3 separate regions of the Mus musculus genome follow, and all the other regions are linked to region 1. A link is a loop called in an ENCODE intact Hi-C map of the cell type or tissue named here. Cell type or tissue: left cerebral cortex. All regions are shown on one strand. Links, peaks and the distances in the headings refer to the core of each region. The heading gives the core; the rest is flanking DNA.

Region 1 (9,930 bases), core at 647-8,646:
GCTAGGGCTTCCATGTAAACTTCTGTCTTCAGGTTTCCATTGCTGTGAACAGACACCATGACCAAGGCAACTCTTATAAAGGACAGCATTTAATTGGGGCTGGCTTACAGTTTCAGAGGGTCTGTCCATTATCATGGCAGAAAGCATAGCAGGGTCCAGGAAGGCATGGCACTGGAAGACCTGAGAGTTCTACCTCTTGATCCACCTGCAGCCAGGAGAGGACTGTCTTCAGGTAACTAGGAGGAGGGTCTCAAAGCCCACCCCCAAAGTGACACGCTTCCACCAATAAGGCCACACCTACTCCAACAAGGCCATCATACCTCCTAATAGTGCCACTCCCTGGGCCAAGCATATTCAAACCACCACAGTGTGTCTGACTGTGTCTTCTCTCCTTGCCCCAGTTAGAACAAGATGCCAGGTCATGTTGAACATGGTGCCAACTTTGTAGTTTTCTTCCTTCCTCCCTATTTTCTTGTCATACACATGCGTGCACACATGCACATATGCACACACACACATTTATATCTAGGGTCACAAACATGAAGAAGCATGGTTTCCTTGGTTTCCTCCCCTCCTTTACCTATCATCTAGCTGCATACCCCTCTCCCTTTTGACCTATTTCTTCCCATTGAGAGGACCCCTACCAATTTCATGTCACATATACTTACTGATTATTAAAGCTAGACTTGCCAGCTGCTCCTGTCGCATTGAGTGGGAACTGTTTTCTAGGTTGATAGGTCAAGTTGTCTAGAAAGATCCCTTTCTTCTTACTTTCAGGGAATGGCGCACGCCTTTAATCCCAGCACTTGGGAGGCAGAGGCAGGCATATGTCTACGAATTTGTGGCAAGTCTGGTCTATATAGCAAATCCCAGGCTACGTAGTCCTACCCTGTCTGTTTTTGTTATGTGTGTACGGGTGTGTATCTGTATGTGAATATATGTCCCTGAGAGCAGAGGCTTTGGATCTGGAGTGGTTGTGAGTTGCCCCAAAGCAGGAGTGCTGGGGGCACCACTTTGGGATTCTCTAGGAGCATTGCGCTTATCATAACTGCTGCACCAGGGTCCCCTGGACTAGGAAATTCAGATATCTGTGCATCACACAAAATGCCAAGCCTGCCTGCAACCTGAGCTGTGGACTCTGCCTAATTATCTTGAAAACATTGACTCCCTTCTCCACAGTGGACAGGAAACCATAAACAATAATCCTCAAAGCAGCTCTAAAGATCTCCTCGTGTGAGCTGATAGAAAGCAGTTAGTGTCCTCCTCCACACCCAGGATGTAGTCATAACTACCAGATGACCCAGTATGGAAGGGGCCGTTGTCTTGGACACCATACCATCTCTGCTCCAGCTAAGCTGGGGTGTGAGGCTCGAGCCAGGCTTTTGGACTACAGTGTATTTCTGACTTGAGGTTTGGGCACTGATGAGCCTCTCTGAGATAGTTCTGCAGCGGGGGGCCTCCACTCAGCTCTCTTCTCACCTGGCATGCGCGAGGCCTCAGGTCCCGCCCCATCACTGCAAAGCCAGGAAGTAAGCAGCCGTGTTCAGTAGAAATAAAATGATCTCACCAATGCGATGCTTCTGTAGCGGGTCTTTGGAATCCAGTGTATACGTTTAATGACCCTCCAACCTCAAGCCAGATTTCATATTCATCAGTAACAAATGATCTTCATTATCATGCCATGAGATTATAGTCAAGGGGCAGATCCAAGTATCCGTTATTCCTAGCTTGCTTTAGAGGTTTTTCAATATGTAGACAGTTACCTACCATAATTTTTCTTAAAACTTGCATCACTGTCATAAGGCTGTTCTCTTTTCTTAAGATTTGATTTGAGCTCAAAGCTAAATGAAATGCAAAGGCCTACTAATCAATAAATTTAATATTTAATGGGAAGATACTTTCCATTGCTTTCATTTTAAATTTGAATATAAATCAATTAAAAGGAAATGAAATTTAAAAGTGAGCATCTTGATCCCACAAGCCTAACCTTAGCCCTAACCCTAACCCTTAACCCTTAACCCTTAACCCTAACCCTGACCCCTAACCCTTAACCCTAACCTCTAACCCTTAGCCCTAACTCTTAACCCTAACCCCCTAACCCCCTAACCCTAACACCTAACCCTTAACCCTAACCCCTAACCCTTAACCTTAACCCCTAACCCTGACCCTGACCCCTAACCCTTAACCCTAACCCCTAACCCTAACCCTGACCCCTAACCCTTAACCCTAACCCCTAACCCTTAACCCTAACCGTGTGTGTGTGTGTGTGTAGGAAGATTTTCTTATTTTTAAATTAATTTATTTATACCCTCAGTCTGCCTTCACAGAGTTCCTCCTTCCATCCCCGCTTTACCTCTGAGAGGGCAGCCCCCACTCCCATTACCCCTAACCCTGGTACATCAAATCTCTGCAAGATTAGGTGCATTTGTTCCCACTGAGGCCAGACATGGCAACCCTCTGCGACATATGTGCCAGAGTCCTTGGACCAGCCTGTGTATGCTCTGAGCCATCAACCAGAGATTTACTTATTTTTATTTTACACATGTGGGCATTTTGTCTGCATGTGTATCTATGTACCATGTGCGTGCAGTGCCCACAGAGGCGAGAAGGGGGCATCATATCTTGTGAGCTGGAGTTGTGAAATGCCACTATGTGCTCTCCCTGCAAGAGCAGCCAATGTTCTTAAGCACTGACCCATGTCTCCTGTCCTCCTCCACAAGCCATGTTTTAAGTACCCTATGGATGCAGAGTGTCGCAGTGTCAGCTGTGACAGATGACATGCAGGTCAAGCTCAGGTTGCTCCTCAAATCTAGCTTGTATTTGGCTAGAATACAAGATCATGGAGACTATGATTCATGAAGGACATCTACCAGACCATAGTCCCTCCTGGCTCTCCTTCATGTTTCCCCCTTTTCTCTTGCCTCTGAGGAAAAAGACCCCTCTCTGATGGGGACAGGAGCTCTGATTGGTGTCATGTGATAACCATTTACCTCTCTGTCACCCGGCAGGTCCATCTCCCATTCGCAGTGGTCGGCAGTACTGAAGAGGTCAAGATTGGCAACAAGATGGCGAAGGCCAGGCAGTACCCTTGGGGTGTGGTGCAGGGTATGTCCTGTCACGGGAGAGGGACGCCATGCCAGTGCCCGTGATGAAGAAATGACAGCCACATTTCTTCCCTGCCCCACGATGTGGAAGAAGGTGTCAACACGGGGCATGTAGGAATGTGTGAGGCTGTCTGCCCCACTTCCCTCACTCCCACTCCCCTCATTGCTTCCTGCAAACCCCCCCCCCCCCACCCCCCAGCTAAGCCACCGTGGATGTGAGGAAGAAAGAAATGGTCATCAGTAGGGCAGGTAGACAGACTGAGAGGCAGCTACAAGCCCCGAGCTGGAGGCGGGCCCTCAAGATGCTGGGCTCTTTAAGAAATTAGTAAAATTAGGAAATGGTTCTTCACAAAGAGTAGCCCTCAGCACCTGTCTCATAGCAAAGCATTAGATAGCTGGGAAGAACTTGTTTCTCTCTCATATCTGGGAAAGTTGTTTTTCCAAGGAAATGCTATTGCAGCAGAAATCTGCTCATTGGGAAGAATGGTGGTATTTAAGCACTGCCTTGCTGGGCTGGCACAGCCTGGAGTGGTAGCCCTGGGGCTGACCTTGGAGCCAGATGTTATTACCCAGATGTTGGGCCATCAGCTGCATCCCAAACCCGGACTCTGCCTCTGCAGGAGAAGACTCACCATTTGGCAGGCAGAATGATTGAAAGCTAAAGGAAAGATTGTGAAGCCCCTCCCTCCGCAGCATCAATTCCGCCACCCTCGCCTGGGCTTCCTTGAGCATGGAGGGAGAAGCTAGCAAGACATCCTCTATGCTTTCTGGACCTTAGATCTTAAGAGGGGTGGCGACACCCCCTCTGGAGCGTCACCCTGCCTCTCAGTGAAGTCACTACTGATGGCCTTCCTCTCCTTTGCTCATTTTTCTTGTAGTTGAGAACGAAAACCACTGTGATTTTGTGAAGCTGCGGGAGATGCTGATCCGAGTGAACATGGAGGACCTGCGAGAGCAGACGCACACTCGCCACTACGAGTTGTATCGGCGCTGCAAGCTTGAGGAGATGGGCTTCAAGGACACGGACCCCGACAGCAAGCCCTTCAGGTATGAGCTACACAGCAGACAGGTGTGTCTGCACCATGGAAAGGGTTGCTGGAGAGCAACTATGTATCTATGAGGCTTTGTTACCTCAGTAGCTTGGCGTGAGGTGAGGTGGGGTTAATCAGCGGGTGTTAGGAAAACCACTTTGTTGCCGGGCAATAACCACTTTGCATTATCATCTTAGCTAGGTGATGCTGTGGATATTGGCATTGCTGCCCGTGTTTACAAGTATTAGCATTCAAAGCGCCGAAAGTGTAAGCAACCTCCTAAAGTCCTAGTAGTTAGGGAAAGGAGGCTGTTCTGAATCCTTGCTTTTTTGGTTCCTGAGCCCTAGCTCCTGACTTTGTGGGGTTTAGTGCCTGTCCCACACCCTCACAGGATGCAGCTGCTGGGTGACATTTGCCCCCATTCATTTGTCTTAAACAGTTTGGACTTTCTAAGGCTCTTAGCTTTTCAGGTATCTTTTCATTATAAAGCATGCAAGGATGTCTGTATGCCTGTGTTTGTGTGTCTGTGTGTGCAAGTGTCTGCCCACAGAGGCCAGAAGAGGGAGTCAGATCCCCTGGTGGTGGGATTATAGGTGAGCCATATGACGATTGTGCTGGGGACCAGACTTGGGTCCCGTGGAAGAGCAACCAGCAGTGTAACCACGTCTCCAGCCCTCAGGTGTTCTTGTTATCTCACTGGTGTACAGCTCGCTCTGACAGAGGGTAGGAAAGGAAAAAGCCTAGGAAATGTATATGATTTCCCACATCACAGATGGATGGACACCCAAAATGTGCCGAGGAGAAAAGTAATTGTGGCTAGAGAGACGACTAAGTGGTTAAGAGCACTGGCTGCTCTTACAGAGAACCTGGGTTTGATTCCCAGCGTCCACATGGTGCCTCAAGGCCAGCTTCAGCCCCACGGGATACGACATTCTCTTCTGGCCTCTTTGGTCACCAGGCACATTTGTGGAGCATAAACATACATTCAGGCAAAACACCCATACATATAAAAATAAATTTTAAAAAACTTTAAAAGGGGAGAGGGGGCTGGAGAGATGGCTTGTGGATTAAGAGCACTGACTGCTTTTCCGAGGTCCTGAGTTCAACTCTCAGCAACTACATGGTGGCTCACAACCATCTGTAATAGGATCGGATGCTCTCTTCTGGTGTGTCTGAAGACAGCTACAGTGTACTCATATACATAAAATAAATAGATAAATCTTAAAAAAAAACACTTTAAAAGTAGGCTCAGGGCAGGGGATAGGGAGGTTGGGGCAGCAATCAGGATGTAAAATGAATAAATTAATTAATGCAGGGGTGGGGAAGGTAGACTCAGCACCCTAGCAATTGTCCTCCTTTCACACCCCACATCCCCCCCCCCCCCCATTGTTGGAGAAAGTTTGGGATGAATGGAAGGATAACTCTGAGTCACTATGGAAGGTTGCCACCTCCTGGTAGAAGAAGGGATTGTCCAGTTTGAGCCCAAGCCATTTCTTAAATAGGAACCTCAGTTGCGCCAATGTGAGGTTTGTCTGGACTCTGAGCCTCTTCTGATTAAAGCCACAGTGCCTTTGAACAACCAGTTTTCCACCTTTTTTGGGTATCCCTAGGACATACTCTGAAATCTACAAGCCGTCGAACTGATGGCTGGCCAAAGAACCTAAGGCTGTCTGTCAGTGCTCACTGAGGCAGTCTCCTCCCAGGCCTGAATGGCCCTTTGGTGGAGGAGTTCTCTCTTGGAATCACTTTGGAGAAAGATCAGTACTTCTGGGCTGATTCCCCGCATGGTACAACTGTGCATTCCCATAATCATGTCTGTGTTTGGTGAGAACAAATGCAAATCTCACACAAAGGACTTCTATCCGAGAGGTTAAGTTCTAATGAACTTAGTATCATTTCATTAAGTCCTGCAGGCTTGTGAAACTATCTCCAACCAGATAGGATGACTCTGTGAAGGTGTAGCAAGTCCGTCTGCACTTGCAATGAATTTCCCAGATGATAACCCCATAAAGTAAGCCCCACTCTAGGCTTATTAAGATAATTAAAAAAAAAACTGTTTTGTTTTGTTTTTTAATAGAGTATTTGTTTCTATGCACAAAAGTGAAACAACAAGCTTTTGTGAAGTTGAATGCATTGGCCAGGACCAGTGTTGAGGAATGCTAAGGAACCCAAGTTCAAGTCCTGACCCTGCCACTACTCGTGTCCTTAACCCCTCTGGGTGAGATCAGGGAACAAATTAGACTTAGCAAGAGGACTTTCTTTAGCGGTTCAGATCTATTGACTGTATAGTCTCGTCACAGCTTTCTCTATAAATGCCTTTGTTCTGAAACAGTTGAGTATGACATTCAGTATGAAACTCAGGCTCTGAGTTCTGCAGAAGGGCAAAGTACAGGATTCAAAATGAAAATTAGACACCTCCCCACACCACTAGAAACTGTACCGTGGCCTGAGCCATCGCGGGTTTCTACCCCAAAGCCCCGGCTTTAGAAGGTGGACTTCTCGCTAAGCCTGTTTGCCCTTTGAAGGGTAGTGGGAGGTGAGGAGTAGATGCCTTCCTCAAGTGACGCCTGACTCAATTGCACGATCTTATCCTGTGGAGGTGAGTGTCACTGTGCCTGAAACCCCTGTGCAGGGGACTGGAGAGCCGTGCCTACCAAGGTCAGCCAGTTGCTGAGGCCAGAATTACAGCTCTGTCTGAGTCCAGCTCCTGTCATTTCACCCGTGATGCTAGGCTGACTTGCTCTTGCACGAAACCTGGCTGATGAGCTGTAGTCCTTCGGCGTTGCCCTATGCTTTTGGACGTGTTTGTCTCTGTCATGTTGGCATAAATAAGAATAAAACTCTTGGTTTGAGCTTCAGTGTGGTAAGCAGCAGTTGAGCTTTTTCTTTTGGAACCAGAGAGGGAGAAGTGGCGTGAAGTGGGATGTACGATGCTGTCTTATGCCCTGTCTTGCTTTGCGGACTCTTAATAGTCTTCAGGAGACCTACGAAGCAAAGAGGAACGAGTTCCTGGGGGAGCTACAGAAGAAAGAGGAGGAGATGAGACAGATGTTCGTCATGAGGGTGAAGGAGAAAGAGGCGGAGCTCAAGGAGGCAGAAAAAGAGGTGAGCTGTCTGTCCTCTAGGAGCGGACGCTGGCATTTTCTCAGCATGCTGCGGTTAGTGAGTCTTCACAGTGGTACAGAGTGCTTCCCCTTCCCCGTTACCACAAGAGCAGCTTCCCCACCAGGCAAGGAATGCTGGCAGATATTCTTGTCCCCATTTAGCAGATGGTAAACTGAGGGCCATAAAGCTGAGTGATTTTTGCAGTAGATAAGGCTAAAACCAGATCTTAGTTCTCTAACTGATCACGTGGTCTTTTCAGCTCTGAGGTTCCTCAGTTTATAAGTCTTCAAATGTGAGATTTTGGGGGTTCAGCCAACTAAACAAGCTAACCAGTGGAGGCTTTGCATTATGGGCTCACCCACACTGCCCTCATTCCAGCGTATTTCCTGCTATCATCTCTTCTCATTCCACCCAGGTCCCCACCTAGGCCAGCCGCACTTCCCTGTGCATTATTCTGCAGAATAATGTTTGCAACTTACTTTAGTTTTTAAAGACTGAGGAAACTTGGGACTGCAGAGATGGCTCAGTCATTAGGACTGCTCTTCCCCAGGACCTGTCTTCAAGTGCCTGTACTCACATGAAGGCTTATAACCATCTGTAACTCCAGGGGATCCAATGGCCTCTGCTGCCCTCCGTGGGTACCAGACACAACGGCGCCCCGACATACATGGAGGCAAAACATATACACATTGAAAATAAATATTTTTAAAGAAGCTAGTAGAACGTAGAGGCCATTTACTCAGAGTGCTTAAAACGGTTGTGCTGTGGAGAAAAGAAAATTGAGTATTATTGGCTGACCTTAACCAAGTTGTGATGAGATAAAATTTGGAATTTGGCAATCCCACCCCCAACCCCTTTCTGTTCCTTTTTCTGACTATTTTGTTGTTTGTTTCAGAAGCCAGAGCCGCACACCTGCATGGTAGACCTTCTACCGCTGAGCTGTGCCCATGATTAGGGATTTTGTTTGCCAAAAGCTAATAATTATTCATTTTATTATTTAAACAGTGTGTTTAACTAAGCTTATATGTACGCATATGTATAGAAAGAGAGGGAATAATATCTGTACATGAACGCTGAATTATCTAAGGCCCAGAAACAAGAATCCACTTTTGTTTCTAGGGTGACTTTGTTATTAGGCTTATGGTTAATTTTTGCCTTCTTTATGCTTTAAGAAAAATATATCACTTAAAATTGTGTGTGTGTGTAGGTCAGAAGACAACTTGCAAAAATCAGTTTTCTCTCCTACCATGTAGGTTTTGGAGATCCAACTTGGGTCAGGGTTGGCAGCAAGCACCTTTACCTACTAAGCCACCTTGCTGGCCATCTATCTTTATGGTTTCAAAAATAACGTGCCTTATTTCACAGTATAGTAGTGTATGCTATTAGTCCTGGTACTCAGGAGGCAGAGGCAGACAGATCTCTGTGAATTTGAAGCCAACCTGTTCTAATGAGTTTAGTGATAGCCAGGGCCGTAGAATCAGAAAACCATAAATAAATAAATAAATGCCTTATTGTCACTAAGTATGCCCAAGGGGGTTCAGCCCTGATGAACTCAAATGACAGAAAATGCTTAGGGCTCAGCATCTGCACCTTCCTCCTCCATAAGCCACCCAGATATGTCAGACTTGAATTAGTTACTGTCCTGTCGCTGTGGAGAGATGCCATGACCATGGCAACTCTTATATCAGACAACATTTAATTGGGGGCTGGCTGACTTACCATTCAGAGGCTTAGCCCATTGTCCTCAGGGAGGGGAGCATGGCGGCAGGCAGGCAGGCAGGCAGGCAGGCAGGCAGGCAGGCAGGCAGGCAGCAGACAGGGTGCTGGTGAGGTAGCTGAGGCTTCTGCATGTGAATCTGCAGGCAGCAGGAAGAGAGGGGCCTGGAAGCCATCCCCAGGGACACTTCCTTCAACAAGGCCACACCTCCTAGTCCTTGTCATGTAGTGCCATGATGGCTCCCTAATGACTAAGAATTCAAATCTATGCGCCTGTGGGGGCCATTGCTTTTCTAACCACCACAAAGCAAGCGCAGATATGGGCTGCATGTTCTGAATCTGCACGGGCTCACATGGATTTTCCTTCCTTTCGCCACGCCGATTTTCCTTTCTCCCTCCCAGCTTCATGAGAAGTTCGACCTCCTGAAGCGGACTCACCAAGAGGAGAAGAAGAAGGTGGAAGATAAGAAGAAGGAGCTTGAGGAGGAGGTGAGCAACTTCCAGAAAAAGAAGGCGGCGGCTCAGCTCTTGCAATCCCAGGCCCAGCAGTCTGGGGCCCAGCAAACCAAGAAGGACAAGGATAAGAAAAAGTAAGCAGGTGTCGCCCGCCTCCTGGGGACCGCTAACAATCTCTTCCTCTTGCATGTCTACCTTTTCCTACTTACAGACTGGAAACTGGCCATCGCCAGAAAAATAGAAGCAAGTATTTTTCTCTACAGTGCAGGGAAGATGACAGAGGTTTTAGAGGTATTTTTTTTAAAGGGTACAAAGGATTAACTTATTGCGTCACTATGGTGACCAAACAATCAGGATAGCAGTGGCCTGTGAGCTTCTGTAGCAATACCAGGAGACGCCGAGAAGACAGGCAAGTTCTCATAATGCCTCTGCAGGCTTTCTCGAGACTCTTGGTAAAAGCACTTTAAAATCGCAGTTGTTCACGTGGGTTCTCTGTTCTGTTAGAGACAGTATGGCAA
Region 2 (9,930 bases), core at 684-8,683, 160 kb before region 1:
AAAGCTAAACCAGACCCTGCCAAGTAACGTCTTAAAAATGCAGCAGCGGAGAGAGTAGATTTAGAATGGGAGCGAACCAAGCCATCTAAAAACAGAGCAAATCAATGATGTATTTCTTCTGTGACAAGCCTTCTGAAGGTAAGTCAAAGCTTCAAAACCAAGCGGCCATCCCAGCCACAGGAAGGCTGGGGTGTATTTTATAACTCTCCACAACAATGGTTCTTATCCCTTTTAATGCTGGGACCCTTAGTACAGTTCCTCATGTTGAGGTGATCCCTGATCACAAAATTATTTTATTTGCTACTTCATAACTGTAATTTTGCTACTGTTGTGAATTGGATTATAAATATCCAATACGTGGAATATGCAACTACTGCGAAAGAGTCCGTCTACCCCCAAAGTGGACACAACCCACAAGCTGAGAACCTCTGCTCTACAAATCAAGTATATTATTCTTTACTTTAAGCCTCGAAGATGACAGCTTGGCTTCCTACCAGGGAGACCAAGTAAGTGGTTCTGGGTCCCAATCAGTGAATTCCCAAATAAGAACCGAGAGGAAGGAGCAGAGCGTGGGTCCCTTGATGAAAATAAACAGGAAGTGGGCCGCGCACAGAGAGCCGCCAGCATTACGCAAGTGGCACATCTGGTCCTATACACTCTTTGGAAGGCTGAAGAACAAGTCTTTTGAGAGAGAGGGAGGAAAAAAAATGTCAGTCTGCTTTCCTAGTGACTCCTTCGGAGGCTTTGAATAAAACTGAAGCTGATATTTTCCTTCGAGTAGCTGGCTGCTTAGCTATATGGCAAGTCCCTTCGACTCAGCAGATCTGAAAATAAGAAGTGGAATTCATCATCTCCCTGCAAGCACATTCATCCTCCCCCGGCCCACGTCTCCTCCCATGCAGCTAGTCCTCCAATCCAGAAACCTGGGGCCTCCGTGGGTGCAGCAAACTCATGGTGCTCCCGGGGGTCACTGGGTTCCACGGTATGCAGCCTAAAGTGTTCTCAAGTCTCACCATCTCTCTTCATCTCTGTCACCTAGACAGTTATGGATTCTCCAGGCCCCTATTCCAGAGCCCTCGACTGCCTACACTTTGTCCTGCCCAGACCTTGGCAGCCTGCCTAGCTTACAGCCCTCAGCAACAAGCCACCACACCACATCTCCCCTGCCTCCAGGATCTTACACAGCCCAGTATAAGAGGATACAGAAGGGAGGATACAGAGGGAGACCTGATAAGGACCAGGAGGGATGCAAAGGCTATACCAGCCACCGAACAGGAGCAGACACAAAAGTCCCAAGAAGGTGCCTCTACTCTAAGAGCCTCTTGGCTACCTTTGTCTCTACAGTCAATCTCTCTCTCTCTCTCTCTCTCTCTCTCTCTCTCTCTCTCTCTGTGTGTGTGTGTGTGTGTGTGTGTGTGAGAGAGAGAGAGAGAGAGAGAGAGAGAGAGAGATTTGTATCTCTAATTTGTCATGTTAACCGTTTTTAATTGTACTATATATCTTGGCAAGTTGAATGTTTCTGTGGTTCAGTCCCAGTTACTCAGGAGGCTGAGGCAGGAAAATAGCATAAGTCTAGGAGTGTAGGGTTAGTCTAAGTATTACAGGAAAATATTCACTTTTTTTCCTTTAAAGTCAGGGTCTTATGTAGCCCAGGCTGGCCTTGAATTTACCTTGAATCTCTGATCCTTCTGTCTGCACCTACCTAGTGCCAGGATTAGAGGTGTGAAACCATGCCCAGTTTTAGTTGGTGCTGAGGATCAAATGTAGAGCTTTGTGCATGCTAAGCAGGTATTCTACCTACTGAAATATATTGGAAATCCCAGCCCCGACACTTTGCACAAAGAGATGACTGCACAGCTTGGTGGCATCAGACGTATTCACCTTGTTACACATCGGTATCAGCACCTCTTATCTCTAGAACCTTCTAACCTTGTAGGCTGAAACTGTGTACTTAAACACTAACTCCATCCAGTTCCCTTCAGGTGGCCTCTCGAAGACACCCTTCCAATGCTTTTGAGCATTTGGCCACTTGAACCACCTTATAAAGGGTCTTCAAGTTTGATGTGAGAATTTTCACCCTTTTGGGGGAGAGGGAGACTAGGCAACATCTATCTATCTACCTACCTTCCACATAGGATCCCAAGGACAAAGTTCAGTTCCACCCAACGTCACCCCGAGGAAGCAATGAGTTTATTAGGGTTATTTACAGAGCATGGGTGGGGGGTCCTGGATGGGAGTGTGGGTGACATTAGAGAAGCCACCCAACAGCGATGATGATGTCCCCAAGGCTGAGGTTGGAGCACCTTCCCCTACTCCTTCCTTACCTATATACTCTACCTACCCACTCCTTGAGACCACAGGGCCATGTGCAATTAGGGAAGAATTACATATGACTGATTGGGAGAGATGACTGGATACTCAGGTGAGAGTCCCGTGATTCTCTCCAGCAACAAGCCCAGCTGGGATGATCTTTTGGGAACAGAGCAACCTCCTGAAGGTGGCAGCCTTGTGGCCCAGAGGAGAGACTGTACAGCAAAGCTTCTTCTGTACTGTAGCATGAGTCAGAATGCCACTCCTTCTGAAGGCTGAATAATATTCTATTGCATGTGCATCATACACTTTGCCCAACACCCTTCTTCAAGCATTTGCGTTGTTTTCCACTTTTTGCTACTATGAACAATTTTGTTATGAAAATCAGTTCACAAATATGAGTGTCAATCTTTCAGTTCTTTGGAGGTAACATCCTCAGAAATGATACTGCCAGGTCATCTGGAATAATTACCCTTCAATGCCTTGTCTTTACTGTGACCTTTCGATGACACACCAGAAGAGGGTGTCAGATCCCATTACAGATGGTTGTGAGCCACCACTTGGTTGCTGGGAATTGAACTCAGGACCTCTGGAAGAGCAGCCAGTGCTCTTAATCACAGCGCCCTCTCTCCAGCCCCCACTGTGAGCGCTTATGAGACAAAGAGGGAACCTTGACGTAAATATTTGTTGGGTAGCTATTGTTAGCTCAGTGGAAAGGATTCCATAAGAGCTAAGATAAGGGCTAAGGAGAATAAAGGGAGTCCAGACCCTCATGAGGTTGGCTTTTCGTTATGCTTACAAAGCTGTAGGCCCTGATAAAGGAGAGGTCAGACACAGGGCTTCACATTCAGGCTCCTGTCTTCTAAGTCCTACGTGTGTTCAAGCTCACAGGCTGCAAGGGGCCAACTGAAGGAAAGAATGGGGCGTTACTGCTTAATCTGTACGGCTCAGCTTCTGACACCATTTACGGGAAGGCAATGACTTGAAGATACATCTTTACAACCCAGATGCTAAAATGTTTTTAATGGTGCTCTTGAATGGACTCCTGCTAACTACATGTTACAACACAAGTATACGATACCTTGAAAACATTTGTGCTAAGTGAAAGAACACAGCCTCTACTTGTCATACATACATGATTCCACTTATTTTATCATTTTTTAAAAAAGATCTACTTGCTCTTTTTGCCCCATCTACTGTGAGGATGAAGACCATTCGCAGCAATCAGACTGTGGACATTCCAGAGAATGTCGAAATCACTCTGAAGGGGCGCACAGTCATTGTGAAGGGCCCCAGGGGGACTCTGCGGAGGGACTTCAATCACATCAACGTGGAGCTGAGTCTTCTTGGGAAGAAAAAGAAAAGGCTCTGGGTTGACAAATGGTGGGGTAACAGAAAGGAACTGGCCACCGTCAGGAACATCTGCAGTCATGTTCAGAACATGATCAAAGGTGTCACACTGGGCTTCCGATACAAAATGTGGTTTGTGTATGCTCACTTCCCCATCAACGTCGTCATCCAGGAGAATGGCTCTTTGGTTGAAATCCGAAATTTCTTGGGTGAAAAACTACATCCACAGGGTTTGGATGAGGACAGGTGTTGCTTGTTCTGTCTCTCAAGCCCAGAAGGATGAGTTAATCCTTGAAGGAAATGATATTGAACTTGCTTCAAATTCAGCTGCCCTGATTCAGCAAGCCACAACAGTTAAAAACAAGGATATCAGGAAGTTTTTGGACGGCATCTATGTGTCTGAGAAGGGAACTGTGCAGCAGGCTGACGAGTGAGGAGGCCTCAGTTCCTGGCTCCAGAAACAAGATCCTGATCACAAGAACAATTTGGGTTCTTTTGGGAGAATAAAAGACTTATATATTGAAAAAAAATCTACTTATTTATTTTATTATACAACTGTTCCATTTTCACGCACATCAGAGGAGGGAACCAGATCCCATTACAGATGGTTGTGAGCCACCATGTGGTTGTTGGGAATTGTATTTAGGACCTCTGCTCGCTCCTGCCAAACTCTCTCAGTCCCTGCTTGCTCCAGCCCACAGATTTATTTATTATTATACGTAATTACACTGTAGCTGTCTTCAGACACACCAGAAGAGGGCGTCAGATCTCATTAAGGGTGGCTCAGGGTGGTTGCAGAGAATTGAACTCAGGACCTCTGGAAGAGCAGCTGGTGCTCTTAAGCACTAAGACATTTCTCCAGCCCCCCAAGATTCCACTTACATGAAGAATTCTAAATGCATGCATCTACAGAGAGTAGTTTGTTTAATGGATATTCGTCTGGGAAGATCGGAGATCAGTGTATAGGAGCTAACCAGTACCAGGCTGCCTTGAAGGGCAATACAAATATTCTAGAATTGATTGTGGGGATGATTTTACAACTCTGTGGTAATATTAAAAGCCTCAAAATGGTTCACTTAAAATGGGGGGGTCTATTTCTCGATATAATTGTAACCAAAAAAAAAAAATGATGGCTCTTAGAATGAAGAAAATATAAGAATAGAAAAACGGCAGGGTCGGGGTTTAAAAGAGAGATTGAGTCTGTTAAAGAAGGATCTAGAATGCTTTTGGAGTACACATGAGTGCTATGGATATAGGCTGAAACAGTGTCAGCCATACACGGGGGAGGGGCGAGGAGGGGAGAGGGCGGAGGGGGGGTGGGGGAGGATACGGGCGAGGCTGTCTGTGGAGGCAGCGGCTTATGCAAAGGCCAGGAGGTGGCGGGCGGAGTGAAGCACAGAGAAAGCTAAAGAAAGCAGCTAGGTAGGAGAAAAGCGTTAAAAGGCGGGCTGGCACCCGGAGGTGGGATACTGGAATGTAGTTCTTTGAACACGCCATGAGAAACCTTGCAAGTTCCTCCAAATGCCCATTTTTAAAAACTTTGTCCCCTGCAGTCCACAATGGAAACATGACTAAGGCACTTTCTAGCTTCAGGGCTCCGCTGCCGACCTGCAAGATCCCCTGTGGAACTTGAAGCCAGACGACCCAAAAGGTTACAAAAGCACAGGGCACTGCCCCCGGAAATAGTGTGTTCAACCAGAGGCAGGGAAGAGCTGGCGCGACAGGAAGCCAAGAAATTCCAGAAGCCGCATCTGCAGAGCCAGGAAACAGAAAGAGCTCTGCACCAAGCCACCCTGGAAGAGTAAGACACTCTGCTGACCGACTGGGGATTGAAAACCCAGCAAAACGCCACAAGGAAGGAAAACTGCCTGCCCGGGAAGGGGTGGAAATGTGTCAGGGAAGATTAATGTCCCAGGTGAGGAGCCCGCCAATCAAACAGCAGCACAGACTCCTGTAAATTCATAGCTTGTCCTAGTGCACTCCTGTGATCCCTGAACGCGGGAGGCTGAGGCAGGAGGGTCGGGTTCAAAGCCCGCCTGGGCTGCAGAAAGAGCTGGTGAAAGCTAGTCTAGACCACGTGATTAATTAAATAAAATCCTAAGGCTTGTTAGCTAGAGATTGAGTCTGCCAGTCCTGAAGCAAGCAGCCCGAGGCTGGACCGTGAAAAAATGGCGGGGACAACAAAGTAGGTCAGCTCTGATTTCACAAACCTATCTCCTAGGCAACGCCCAGGCAGTCCAGTCATGGGGACCTGGGCTCTAGATAAGTGCAGACTCGTCATGGATTCTTATTGTAGGAGGAGGATTCCTTGTAGCTCAGTTAAGGAGGGGGCAGGCCGGGAGCTATGGGAGGGCTGCAGAGTGCACCCCAACGAGATGCTTCAGCCTAGTCTGTCTTCAGGCAAGAGTTTATCATCTATACTGATAAACTGAGAAGAAAATGATGCTGATGCTGCTACCCCCACCCACCCCATGTCCCTGTTCGCTCTCCTCCCCTCCCCCACCAGACTGCTCTGCCTTTTCAATTTCCCATAGAGCTGCAGAAGTTTTAAATGGAGTTGATCATTTACTTATTTTGATTAAAAGGAGCAGCAACATCCACTGTCGTCACCTCTAAAAGTTCCGACTCCTTCCCTAAATGTACAGAGAACATAAACACTCATGCCCAGGCCTGAATACTCATTTTCAGTAATAGTGGCTGTGCCACACAACACAGACCCTGTTGCCAAGGAGTAAATAAATAAATAAGCCCTGAACATTGTAGTTAAAACCAGCCAGGTGGTGGTTGCACACACTTTTAATTCCAGTCTTTGGGATGCAGAGGCAAGCAAATCTCTGTAAGTTTGAAGCCAGCCTGATCTAACAGAGTAAGTTCCAGGACAGCCATGTCTTGGTGGGAAAAAACCATCAAACTGAAGTGTTTCTTCACCTGGAATGTGAGCCCACTCAGTGCTACGAAGACTTGGCGGGCCCCCAGTCTCTCACTGTGCCTGTTAGTGGGAGATGATTTGCTGCCGTGTCATGCAGTCTGGCTTCTTCCAAACAAAGCTAGAAATCCTCTCCTTTTGGTTTCTACCTATCTCTTCATAAAGAGCCATCCAGAAATGATGGTGGGGATTGGAGACTCCTGCTTTCTTCTGTACACTCAGCTCTGTTCTTCTCAACCTACGGGCATGGACCTCTGGGCTCTTATTCCATCCCAGGTCACAAGGGTAAGGCACTACAGTGCAAAGAGTCTTAGTCTGGAGGAGATCTGGGGTTTTTAAGTAATCTGAAAACGAAAATGGAGCTGACCATGGGCCTGACTTAGCCCAAGATAGAAAGCACAGTAGTTCACTTTTCAAGGATCCCAATTCTGCAGGACCACTTCAGAAACCCAGATGTTGGAAGGCATTCTGGGCTACTCTTCAAGGGCTGAGTAAAAACTCTGAGAGATTGGCAGAGCTCTAGAAACTCAGCCAGCCTCCCTACCACAGAGGGCCCTCACACACACATACACACAAACAAACACACATGGGCTGGAGAGATGGCTCAGCGGTTAAGAGCATTGACTGTTCTTCCAGAAGTCCTGAATTCAATTCCCAGCAACCACATGGTGGCTCACAACCATCCGTAATGAGATCTGATGCCTTCTTCTGGTGTGTCTGAAGACAGCTACAGTGTACTCATCATATATATATATATATATGTATATATACATATACATATATATATAACAAATAATTAAATCTTTAAAAAAACACACACATACACATATATACACACATACATACATATACATATAGACATAAACACACACATAAGCACACACATATATACAGATACACAGACACACACACATATACACACATAGGCACACACATAAGCACAAACACACCTCTATGCTGCCCAAAGCTACCACATGGCCATTGTTCAAACTGACATGGCTATACTGTCCCCTCCTTCCCACACAAGCCAAGACAATCTTTTTCTCATCACACTAAATATTCCAGTGTGGTCTCAAGCTTTTTATCCTCCCGACTTGGCCTCCTGAGTGCCCAGAGTTATAGGTAAGTGCCACTACCACCAGCTCCCTTCTCTTTTTAAAAATTCCCGAGTATTGGCTGGAACTGCTGCCCCATCCTATATCCACACCCACCAAAACCCTGCCTGCCCTTCAAGGCTGTGTACAGCCCAAAGCCTTCCCTCTGTTTTCAGAAAACAGGGTCCTCTGTCCCCTGAACTGAATGAAGATAAGTCCCATCTCTACATTATTCCATTATACTTACATACTCCATGCTAAGGTTATCTGAATACATGTGTGTTCTCTTAGAATGAGGTCCTGGAGGGCAGTAGTTACACATCATAGCATCCATGCCATCAGCTTTGGCCATATGTCTTATAAATGGACCTTGACCACTACATTCCCCCAAAGACACGGAGATGAGGAAACGAAAGTCGCCTGTCCAGTAATTTCCAGAGGTTTTATGTACATGGACTTTGCACAGTTTCCGGTCACTCTCCATCCAAACGCAAAAGCCAGATCTCAGAAACAGCAGTATCTTCAAGGTCTAAACAAAGCATGCGCTCCGTCTCCCTCGGCATCACGAATCATCCAAGAAGGGCATAAGCCAAGCTATGCCAACCATCCTTCACCATGGAAGATTTTCCTGTAGTACTGATAAAAAGAACTCTTTTAGCTGGACTTGGAATTGGGAGGCTGGACACCCAGAGCCAGCAGCAGCCACCACAGGACAGCAGACAACTGAGAACAAAGGGCAGCACGCCCATGGAATCAGTGACACGGAGCCTTTAGATCCAGAAATGTCACCCATTCTGAGTCACGTTGCCCATCCCATATAGTCAAAAGAACACTGCCTCGTGAACCCCCGACTATTCAGTAACTGTGAGTGGGATGGGCCATCTCATTTCAGTGTGCCATAAAAGAATTAGACAGTGCTACAAACTTGAATGGTAGACAAGGGACTATTTTTAAGACTATTTTAAAGAACATCACAGAATCTTAATAAAAATGTCGCAAATTGTACAGTGTCCCTGAATGATGGTCCTGACAGGTGGACAGAAAGGTCACCAAAGCATGAAGCTCAAAAGGTCAGAATTCGGTGCCGTCCACCTGAGCTCAGGTAGGAATAAGTTCCCTGGTTCTGAGTTATCTATTTCCAGCACGTCTCTATTGCTGCCATTCAGCCAGCCGTAGCTGTTCTTTTTGCTAAATCAATGTTCAGGAAATCCAAATGATAATTTCCCCTTAAAGTTGTATCTAAGGAGAAATACGTTTATCCCATTAATCTTAAAGTGGTGTGAAAGTTCATTCTCATTGTAAACAAATCATTTTCTTCTCTGATTTTATAGTAGTTTGGACTAGTTTGAGCTTTTCTCCTTGCAGCATATGATAAAATTAGATAGGTCAGATCCCAGCTAATGCTAATACTGTGAGCCCTTTATGCCTCAATGCCTTTTATTTATTATTATTTATTTATTTTGGTTTTGTTTTGTTTCTTAGTGTAGCCTTGGCTGTCTGGAACTCACTATATAGACCAGGCTGACTTTGAATTCAGAGATCCACCTGTCTCTACCTCCCGAGTATTGGGATTAAAGGTGTGCACCAGCACTGCCTGACTTATTATTTATTTATTTATTGTTTTGTTTTGTTTGTTTTTTTCGAGACAGGGTTTCTCTGTATAGCACTGGCTGTCCTGGACCAGGCTGGCCTGGAACTCAGAAATCTGCCTGCCTCTGCCTCCCAAGTGCTGGGATTAAAGGCGAGTGCCACCACACCCAGCTTTATAATTTATTTTTAATTCAGCATTTATTAGATAATACTACATGTATGTTTGCTTGATTGAACCAAACTGTCTTAGTCAGGGTTTCTATTCCTGGACAAACATCATGACCAAGAAGCAAGTTGGGGAGGAAAGGGTTTATTTAGCTTACACTTCCATACTGCTGTTCATCATCAAAGGAAGTCAGAACTGGAACTCAAGCAGGTCAGGAAACAGGAGCTGATGCAGAGGCCATGGAGGGATGTTCTTTACTGGCTTGCTTCCCCTGGCTTGCTCAGCCTTCTCTCTTATAGAACCCAAGATTACCAACCCAGGGATGTCCCACCCACAAGAGGCCCTTCCCCCTTGATCACTGACTGAGAAAATGCCCCACAGCTGGGTCTCATGGAGGCACTTTCCCAACTGAAGCTCCTTTCTCTGTGATAACTCCAGCTTGTGTCAAGTTGACACACAAAACCAGCCTGTACACAAACCTATGACAGTCATCA
Region 3 (9,930 bases), core at 714-8,713, 120 kb before region 1:
GAACCAAGCCCAGCTTCTTTTCCCTTCCCCTTCTCTCTGCCTGCCTTCCTCCCTCCCCTCCTCCCACCCCCAACATTTAGTTTTTTAGTTGGTACTCATTCTTGACACATACACCCCTTCTTCCTCCTGCCTATTAGTACAAGCTTCTCTCTGTTGTAATGAGGCTTTGAAAGACAACCTGGGAACAAGTCAAGGTAAAAAACAGCCAAGAGCAAATAGTTTAGGGTTTTAGCTCCTAGTGAAGAGACAGCCTGTCAACCTGTCCCACTCACCTTTAAAAACCCCACAGAGTTGTGCAGAGTATGTGTTGAATAATCTGATCTTGCTTCACAATGTGTTAGATCCACTGGCTCTTAAAAGAAGCTGTTTGCTAGATTATTTTCATAACTGTCTGTTTTGTAAACTTAAATTTACACACACACACACACACACACACACACACACACACACACAGAGTCATTCTTCTCAGGTTTTCTGATTTGATTTCCCAGTTTCTCCCTTTAGGTAGGGGATGAAAAGGCCATTAATTGGAAAAGCTCATAGAATCTATTATTCTGTCTTTTTGGTTATTAAAAATAAATAGGAGGGTGGGCACTTGAATAATACATATAAGGCCCCCAGAGAAATGGAGAGAGATAGACAAGAGAAAGAGACTGATTTCAGCAAAGTTATATAGTTAGATTACAATGAAACAAAAAAGATTGGACAATCACAGACTTCATTATGTAAGAACATCAGCAACGATCAGCTTGACACAATATAATAACAGCTTGATACAATATAATAACATAACAATCAATCTGCTGGTCTTTTAATGCAGGACAATAACAGAAGAATACTTTTTAAAAAAATACAGCATCACACATGAAACTATTTCCATAAAAAAAGTAATCTCTGTTTGATCAATGAACTTTCCAGCCCTCTTTGGATTTACATTCAGAATTTACACATTCTCCTGGGGTCACAGAGTCACCTTCAGCCAGGGACCTGCAAGGATTAGCCTCTTCCTGAGAACCGAACGGGACACTTCCTGTTAGACATTCAGTACTTCAGGGCTAATAGTTAATCTTAATTGGCAAAAAGTTTAGTGCAAATAAAGTTATACTTAGCAGCTTCACAAAGTTCTGATGCTTTTAACACTTACTGCTTCCCCAAAGGGAATCCAGCTCTTTTCCCGAGTACCAACTTTGATCTTCAGACATGTGGAACGCTGTCAGAGATGACCCTGCTTGCTACACATGGAGTTTCCCCCTGCAGGATGAAGAGTTTCAGTCATAACACAGATGAACTAAAATGCGTTTCCTCTTGGAAAGCTCACTTTGAGTTGGTACAAAAACAAACAACAGCAAAAACAAACAGAAAACAAAACCGAGTCTGAGTGTTATCATTTGTCTAGGGAGTGGAGTCACAATCATTCCTGAATGTCACTCATCTGCTTCTCCGGTCAATGGCAATGACACCCCGAGAAGACAGTCATCAGTTTACACCAAGCACTGTAGACGATGCTCGCAGGAAGGTGCAGGACTGAGGAAATCTCTTCAGTCAGATGTTACACTCTCCAGCAACAATTTTATTTCACTGGCTGGACTTGCCAAAAGGCACATAAAGAAAATGAAGGGAAGCCATCTGACTTCAAACTGGTGCTTTCCACTCAGCCAAGATTCATTCTAGAGATGAATAGAAGCCAAAGAACTTCCAGCCAGAGAAGAGTGTGAGTTCCGGCACTTCCATGAATTGCCTCCCTTTGACGCGTCCTTTCCCTTTCTAGTAAGGCCTGGCTGGCACTGCCTCAGAAAATACTGTGCCTTCCTGTGCCCTGACCCCTGGCTGGCTCAGGAGAGAGAGGAACCCTTCGCAGGCTTGAGTGCCTGGATCAGCTTTGGTCCACATTTCACAGTCCAAACATATGAGCCTTCAAGAAATTGAGATGACCCTTGAGGACACCATTTCACTGCTCCTCAATCTTTATCAACTCCTAACAGTTTCTGTTTCCCTTGGGTTCTCTCCACCTACTTAGTAGCTTGGGGAGTGTGTGTGTGTGTGTGTGTGTGTGTGTGTGTGTGTGTGTGCGCGCGCATGCGTGCGCCTCTTGGAGAAAAAAGCCCACCTCAGTCACTATACTCTTCTCTCTCCTTTGAGGTGTGGATTTTCTCATATTGGCTGGCCAATTTCCATTTGTTGTGCTGAGTTTTGAGCAAAGCAGCCAAGGAAGTCTTCCGGGTGACATTTCTAGACACTTCCCGGCTCTTGACCTTCCTGGCTGGGGAAGAGCTTTGGACTAAGGAATAGACAGGGAAGATAGGTTTGCCCCGGGGTGCACCCAGGAGCTGCCACGTTTCCCCAGAGACGTTACTGTTCAGATACTGCCATGGCTTCTTGCCACTGCAGTCCCGAATGTTCACCCGAGAAGCCAGTCTTTGCACTAGCAATTTGATGACTCCCTGGTGCCCGTGAATAGCTGCAAGGTGCAGTGGGGTATAGCCACAACTGGACCTCACATTTACATCTAGTGCAATGCCCGCCTTCTGGGCTCCAGAGACCAAATCCTGAAGGGCACACAGGTCACCATGCTTTGCTATCCAGTGCAAGGCTGTGTACCCAGTCAGGAAGTCTCTGTGCAAAGCCAGCTGGGGGTCCTCCCAGAACAAAGTCAGCACGTGAAGCCAGGAACCACTGGCAAGCCTCACAATCCACTCATGCTCCCTGGTGTCTAGAGGGACAAGGGGGGACCTGTGCTCAGAAGGTCTGTGGGGTATCAAGGCTGCAGATCCATCCCTGCTTGGGATCCATGAAGAGTGTGGCTGACTGGCCACAGCATTAGCATCTGCCAATTTCTGTACCAAAACAGCATCCACCCTTGGGCTGGGCAGGGCTCCTGCCTTGGAAGGTTTCCTGGACCGAGGTGGGCGCCGACTCCTTTTCCACAAGTCCTCATCAGGATGCTCCTCGTCTGAGGAAGAAGGAGATTTGGTTCTTCCTGTTCGAGAGCTCCTCCTGACAGACCTTCGGAACTTGAGGGCAGGGAAGGGCTCTTGGGGGTGGTCTCCAAGGCTTTTAGCCACTGTTGGGACCTTCCGAAAACTGGGCGCATTCCCTCTATATCCGAGGTCCCGCCGGATCAGGCAAGGGCTGTCGTTTGGTGGCAAAAACAGATCCTCAACTGGATCCCTGAGCTCCCCCCAGGAGGAAGTTCTCAAGACAGGTTGCAGCCCCTCTTCGGGGGTTCCGGGAGATTCTTTGGGTCCACTGCTGCTCTCCTCACTTCCATGGCTCTCTTGCTCCACAAAGTCATTCAGATCCTGGAGGGACAGCTGACAACGAATGCTTCGAAAGACGGTAGATGGAGCGTTCCCTGGCCAGGATTCTGAGGACTCATCGAGAACCACGGGAAGGAGAGAATGAAAAGACAGAGCGGGCTCTGGCAGCGCCGAGCTGGTCTCCGAGACCCCAAAGGCGGTTTCTGAAGGTAGCTGGAGGAAGTTGTCTGGCAACACCGACCAGGCGCGAGTGGGCGCCTGGATCTCGGGCTCAGGCACCTGCAGGTATCTGGCTACCCACTCTTGAGTGCGCTGGTGCTGTTGCTGCAGCTGCTGGGTTGAATGGTTCGGGGAGCCGGCGGTAAACAGCTCCAGTGGCTCTCTGGAGGGCGCCGGGTGGGGCGGGAGAGCAGGCGGGGACGTCGGGCTGCCAGCAGCCTCGACGGCGGTCGGAGGCCAGACAGGCGGTACAGATCCAGGCGCGTGCTCGGCGGCCTCTCCTTCCCTCAGCCACCCCGGAGCTCCGAGGTCATCCCGGGCAGGTGCAGCGCGCTCCGGCTTCTCGCAGGCGACTGCAGGGTCTCCGAGATCTTCTGGCAGCGGCTGTCCGGTGGACTGTCCCCAGCCGTTCTGCTGGCACTCCCAGCAGCAGCGTCCTCGCGTCCCCACAGCCGCACACCTGCCTCTGGCTTGAGCAGCCTCTGGCTCCGGTGTCCTCTGGTTCGGGCTGTCCTCCGGGCTGGGGTCTGGCCCGGCCACCTTCTGCGCGCTGCCACCTACGTCCACCTGGGTCCCCGCACCTGCCGGCGGCTTCTGCGGCTCCGGGTCACGGCGGCGGTGGCCCCGCGGCTTTCCATCTACAGGGCCCGGTCGCTGCAGGCCCTCCTCCCCCAGTAGGTCCCTGTACCTCCTCTTGAGCACCACGTACTTGGTGCCGTCGGGGTCCTGGCGCACTGCGGCCACCGAGTTCACGAAGCCCTTGAAGCGCTCGCGACGCTCCTGCAGCTGGCCTGGAGACACGTGAGGGTCGCGCAGGAAGCTCTTGAAGTGGCTCAGCAGCTCTGCGTTACGCACTCGGCCCCCGGCCTGGCACAGAAAGTCCAGCAGTGCCTCCTGGCTCAGCTCTCCGGCCATCGCTGCTGGGTCCTTAGTCCCTGGGGCGGCTGCGTCTCGAGCTCCCAGCGCACTTCCCCTTCGACCGAAACCCAGGCCTGGAGAGTGTCACCTGCGCCCAGGGTGGCGCCACCCGCCTCCATCAGCCGCGGAGGCCGGCGCCGCCCGCATCCCCAGGGCGCTCCAGGAGGGCCGAGGGTCCCTAGGGGCGGGTGCCCAGGCAGAGTCCCCGCGCGCAACCCTGGTGGCAGGGGGCGGCTCCTGGGCCGCCCCTGAACGACGCTGGCCTGTCGCAGCGAGTCCCCGCAGCGAAAGTTCCCGGGATAGGTCGGAGTCGGTTTCACCTGCGCTCTGGCTACGCCTCCTCCTGGGCTCTGGGGGAAGGGCTCAGCCCGCCTCCAGTACCTCCGCCTTCTGAAGTATCCCCCAACCCCCGCCACCCGTCCGGGGTGAGTCAGGCTGGTCACAGTCGCGGGCAGCGTGGGAGGTGAGGCCGAGGGCGAACTGAGCCGGAGGGGAACAGCTCTCCCGGGCGCGCAGCTACCCCGAGGCCTGGGAGATGTCAGGCAGGTAGGCGACTGGCTGTCCCTCAGAGTGCCCGCCAGGCTAGAAACTAAAGCAGAGGGAGGTCGACTAGGTCCCTCTCTCCCCGCGGCACGAGTTACAGCTAGAGTCTTCACGGGTCAGGGTCCAATAGATTGGCTCCCCGCTGTTTCTCTTTATTAGCTCGGTCTGGGGAGGGGCTCGGGGTTCCCAATTGCAGAATCCGGCGGGATCCGGAAAAAAAAAACCCACCGAGATCCAAACCAAATCTCTTTTAGTTTGTCGATAACAAGATACTGAGAAGGCGGCTCCCAGGACATTCTCTTCAAGGAGTTCAGACACACCTGCCTAAGTCTGTACTGAGAGCGAAATCACTCTGAAAGCTACAGACGAAGGTTGGGTTTTGCCTTTCATTTTCCGGCATCATTGTCTTATATTACAATGCTCAGTGCCAGAGGTGTTGGGGGAGGATTCGCTATCAGAGAGGTCATTTCCTAGGAAGCCAAAATCCAGAGGAATTATCTCCTTAGCTAAGGTATTTGATACCCAGAGTTATTTTTTTTTAATTTAGTCTAAGATTTGTGAAGAGAAGAGATTCGCTCCATCTGTTTCATGTTGACTTCTTTGTGAAGTCTTTGCTTTGAGAATGCAAGTTTTCCTCCACACATTTAAAATGTTGAAATCGCGACGAGGATTTGATTCCACCCCAGGAAAGGGGACGCTAGACTCTCTTGGTCTGTTGAAGGGCTGCTGAGTCCACCCTGATTCAAGTTTTTCTTTAGCCCCCTTTGAAGAGGGAAGAGTTAAGCCACAGCAGCACACTTCATCCATAAAGCCCTACATTTCTGTCTGGTCTGGGTGACTCTCTTTCTTCTTTATCTTGAGTTGATTTGCATACTGTCAACAGTACCTATCTCTTGTAGCCTCAAGCCCCTTTGTCTTCTGCACAGCCTCGTTGCAGCCTTCCCTCCCCACCTTCCCTAACAGCCACCCCAAATGTCTGTGTCTCTGCAGCCTCCCATGACTGCCACGTTTCTAGCGATAAATTCTCTATTTTCTCCTCTCCTTTTACTTCACTTTACAGTTCCAGATTTTTCACTAAGAATATCTCGAGTATGTTGGTCCTGCAACTGTCAACAATGTTTTGGTATGGTCACCCTCCATCCCCCTACCCCAGCATTGGGGGATCAAACTCAGGTACTCATTTGTGCTAGGCAAGCCCTCTGTCACTGCCACTGATCAGTTGACAGTCTGTCAGATAGGCCACACCAGCAGTGTTTCATTTAAATCCCAACAGAACCCTGGTACTTTTCCATGAAGGACTTGGACTCCTTGGCTTTAAATTATCTAGGTCAGAAAGAAGGACTGTTTCTGTCTATTTGGGGCAGTTTCTAGAATTGAAACCTAGTAGTGGGTTGGCATGGAGGAGCTGTTCCCACTCCATATAACTTTGACGCCTTAAAGTAGTTATTGAAACAAATGTTTTTATATGAAACTTCAGCTCGTGCTTGTATTTATTTACTGGTGTTGAGTCTCTCAGTGAGATTCACAAGTGTGGGAGGCAGAGTCCAAATGGAAACCTCAGATGGGCAAGTCAGGAGAATCCCTCTTTGGTGCCTTGCACAAGTACATATGTTGAGTTGTACAAGTGACCAAGAGGCAGAATGGGACCGTGACTTGCTGTACTTTAAGAGGAGAGAAAGGGGAGGGACCGATGCCAAAGGTTTTGACACCATTCACCTTCAATTAAGGGTTGAATTACTAGGTCTACAATTGTTTTGATGTGTGGATACCCAAGTGGTTTGGTGTCCTCTTGCTTGTCCTAGGGTAAGGGGATGGTTAGGTGGAAGGTTCTACATCTTATATAAGGGATACCTTCTTGCTTCCCTCATATTTAGCTCATTATTTTCAAAGGTTTTTTATTTTTATTTATTTTTGCTACATTGCTGGGCATTGCTAGAAATAGGTATATATAAAGAAGAACGTCTGTTAGAGAACTCTGTTGGTAACAAAAGACCAGAGAAATGGCATGGGTTAGCATGCTACTTGATTTAGGAATCACACATAAACTTAGGACTTTAGGATGGCACAGACCATGAGCTGGGGTCCCCGGGTGCATGAAGGAAGAGCTAAGGCTCAGCTCAGAGTGAGGAGGACTTTGCATTTTTAAAAAAGTGAGGCCATTAGGGCAGAAGACACTTCTGTGCAGAGGGCTCCTGCTTCACTTAAGTATTTTGGGGAGCTAGCTGAAAATATAGCTCCTTGGTTTTAAGGTAGAGGAGTGCAGTTGTGTAGAGGAAGGGTTAGGGAGAAGGGACTAAAGAGCCCCTCTCCCCAAGCCAGAGCCTTTTAAGAATTTCCCAGAGAATCTCAACCAGATAAGATTTGCACTTGAGAAACATCTGGGGGTAAATGCTGACTTAGGGTTATGGGTAAAAAGAATATGTATCAGAGTGGGTGGAAAAGAACATAAACACAGCAGTGTTGTATATAACAACATCCAAGACTGCATTTCTATTTCGGAGATATTAAAATGTAAAAAGAAGTACCTCTTAAAATACAGGAATTGCAAAATAATACATACATACATACATACATACATACATACATACATACGTGCATACACAATGCTGGGAGTGGTGGTATGTGTCTTTGATCCCTGCACTCAGAAGGAAGAGGCAGATGCATCTCTATGAATTAATTCCAGGCCAGCCTGGAATACATAGCAGAATTTAAGACATGCCAGGGCTACAAAATGGAACCCTACCCCTTCCACTCCCCCAAAAGAGCAATTGATGGATATTACATGTCTGTGTACTGGGGCTCAGATAGGACTGCCTGAGAGTAATGCAACTTGAGTGCTTCCACTAGCCAACTAGCCTCCTAACTACTGGACTATATGAGACTATGTTACTCTTTCTTTTGAAAAGACACTTAAGAACAAAGTAACAAGACTGTATAGGGTGGTACAACTCATTTATCCAGGGGGCCACGAACAGGAGAATTGTGAATGGAAACCATCTTGAGTTAAACAGCAAGAGCACATCTCCAAAAGAAAAAAAAAAAAAGAATGTGAGAGGAAAGGGGAGGTGAAGCTTCAACCGGAGGAAGAGTCCGGGCGCTACTGAGAGGATGCACGAAAGAGGCTTAAAAAAAAAAAAAAAAAAAAAAAAAAAGGTTTGAGTTCAGCAGAAGCTGAGAAAGGGAGATGAACAGATGGATTCAAGAGATATTTAGAAGGTGAATTCAATAGGACCTGGCACCAGCGTCAGCCCGGGGATGAGGACCAGCTTGGCAAGCTCCTGAGCAGCTGAGAGAGGTTTGGCATCATCTCTTCCTCCATTGGAGAGAAAATAGAGAATACGTAGTTTGTGGGAATACATAAAGATGGGACATTCAACTTGGGGCATATGAAATTTGAAGGGCTATAAAAATAGAGATATCTAGAAGATAGCTGGCAATATAATTTTGGGTCGCCAAAGGCATGCCATTCTCATCTACAAATGGTCATTACAGCACAGGAGAGGACGTTTCTTTAAAAAAAAATGTACAGGAAGGAGAGCAAGTACAAGAGACCAAAATGGCAATTTCCAGAGAGAAAGAGGAAAGGCCACCTATGGGGACTTGGAAAGGACCCCAAGAGGAACACCTGCGTCTCAGAAGAGCAGGATCAAGAGGGACAGCTTTCTAGAGACACTGCCAAGGCTGATAAGAAGGAAAACAGAACCAGAGCTGGCAGGTCACCGGGGCTGATCTGGAACAGTGTCAGAACAGTAGCAGGCACTGAATCCAGTCCTGAGGGGCGGCTGGGGGAGAGAGTGTAGGGAGAAGACTCAGCCACTCACCCCTAGATATCGATGTAGATACAGAGAATACCTTCAAACTATGGAAGTGAGTGTTCTTCTTTTAGGGCAGGATATGATCTTGCATGTGTGCTGAGGGAAACAAGCCAAGGAAAGCGAAGTGAGGAGCCAGAGCGGAGTGAAAAGTGGATACAGGAGGAGGTAAGGGGTGGCCTGGAAGCCCAGAGTTCAGGGAGAGGAGTGAACTCCCCCGTGAAGACAAGGGATGGCTCAATGCTAGAGCCTTCACCTGGCACGCACAGAGCCTTTGGCTCCATCCTCAGCACTGGAGAAAAAGAGAAGAAGAGAAAAGAAAAAGGAAAGAAGAGAAAAGAAAAGGAGCGAAAAGAAGAGAAAAGAAAAGAGAAACAGAAGGGAAGTGGTATTGCATTTGGGGGCTGGAAATGAAGCTTATTTGGTAGAGAGCTTGCTTAGCATGCACAGAAGGGTTCATACCCAGCCCTATATGATCCAGGAATAAAATTGGCATGGCACACGCCTGTAACCTTGGCACTGTGAGGGTGGAGATAGAAGGGTCAGAAATTCAAAGTAATCTTTGGCTACATAAAGAGTTTGAGGCTAACCTGGGCTACATAACAGATTGGGGGGGGTGAGACACTGATGAGAAAGGGTTCCTTGCATTGATGTCTCTTCTGCTGTCCTGTCTATTTATTTATTTGTTTATTTATCAGATATTTATTGAGGATCTATCAGATGTGTGTATTGGGAAGCTGAGAGTACAGTGGTGAATCAAACAGGAAGCATCTTTATTCTCAGGAAATGTTAGACTTAGTAGGAAAGAGAGTGGCAATAGACATAAACTAAACAGAAAAAAAAATCAGTATTGGTAGGTGCTCAGATTCAAAGGCCAACTGATCAATAAAGTGACAGCCAAGGGTGGACAGGGAAAGTGTGTCAGAAACCAGAAATAGGCAGAGGTCACAGTGAGATGGGAGCAGCTGTGAGTGGGGGAGGAGCTGGGGAGAGCGTTCCCTGTTGAGATCTCTCCCCACATGTGCCTATCTCTGTCTCTGTCCATCTCTCTTTCTCTGTCCCCCTCCCCCAATTCATACACACACACACACACACACACACACACACACACACACACACACAGAGGAATCTGCTCCCTTGCAATACTAGAGGGTGGACACTGGAAAAGGCAGTATTGACGA

What was found. A loop is a pair of places that touch in the nucleus more often than their neighbours do. Peaks named below come from ENCODE experiments on the same cell type or tissue, not always from the same donor. Only the 100,000 strongest peaks of a DNase experiment are listed, where the experiment ranks them.
Region 2: it touches region 1 in a loop (2.8-fold over the local background); 12 of 42 quality-filtered maps call a loop at or near these places.
Region 3: it touches region 1 in a loop (3-fold over the local background); 7 of 42 quality-filtered maps call a loop at or near these places.

The regions. Positions count from the first base shown.
Region 1 is chr5:93,158,142-93,168,071 of GRCm38, forward strand. Septin11 (septin 11) reads left to right here. Exons shown (of 10, transcript NM_001009818.2): 6 at 3,009-3,105; 7 at 3,983-4,151; 8 at 7,108-7,240; 9 at 9,359-9,546. Among named protein-coding and RNA genes, the nearest start is that of Ccni, 43 kb to the right of the region's middle. In left cerebral cortex, for the core only: CTCF peaks have their summits at 4,721 (motif pointing right), 5,618 (motif pointing left), 7,846 and 8,052; a DNase peak (open chromatin) is centred at 5,608.
Region 2 is chr5:93,000,316-93,010,245 of GRCm38, forward strand. Gm36764 (a long non-coding RNA gene) reads right to left here and starts at 8,752. Exons shown (of 3, transcript XR_880434.2): 1 at 7,928-8,752. It also overlaps the pseudogene Gm6450. In left cerebral cortex, for the core only: CTCF peaks have their summits at 2,487 (motif pointing right) and 4,404 (motif pointing right); DNase peaks (open chromatin) are centred at 823, 1,667, 2,551, 4,010 and 4 more places; H3K4me3 peaks cover 695 bases; H3K27ac peaks cover 5,786 bases.
Region 3 is chr5:93,040,468-93,050,397 of GRCm38, forward strand. Sowahb (sosondowah ankyrin repeat domain family member B) reads right to left here and starts at 4,555. Exons shown (of 1, transcript NM_175270.4): 1 at 656-4,555. The coding sequence starts at 4,391. The coding sequence ends at 2,109. Gm52780 (a long non-coding RNA gene) reads left to right here. Exons shown (of 3, transcript XR_003955751.1): 3 at 1-415. In left cerebral cortex, for the core only: a CTCF peak has its summit at 4,744; DNase peaks (open chromatin) are centred at 1,681, 2,400, 2,886, 3,165 and 7 more places; H3K4me3 peaks cover 4,765 bases; H3K27ac peaks cover 3,853 bases.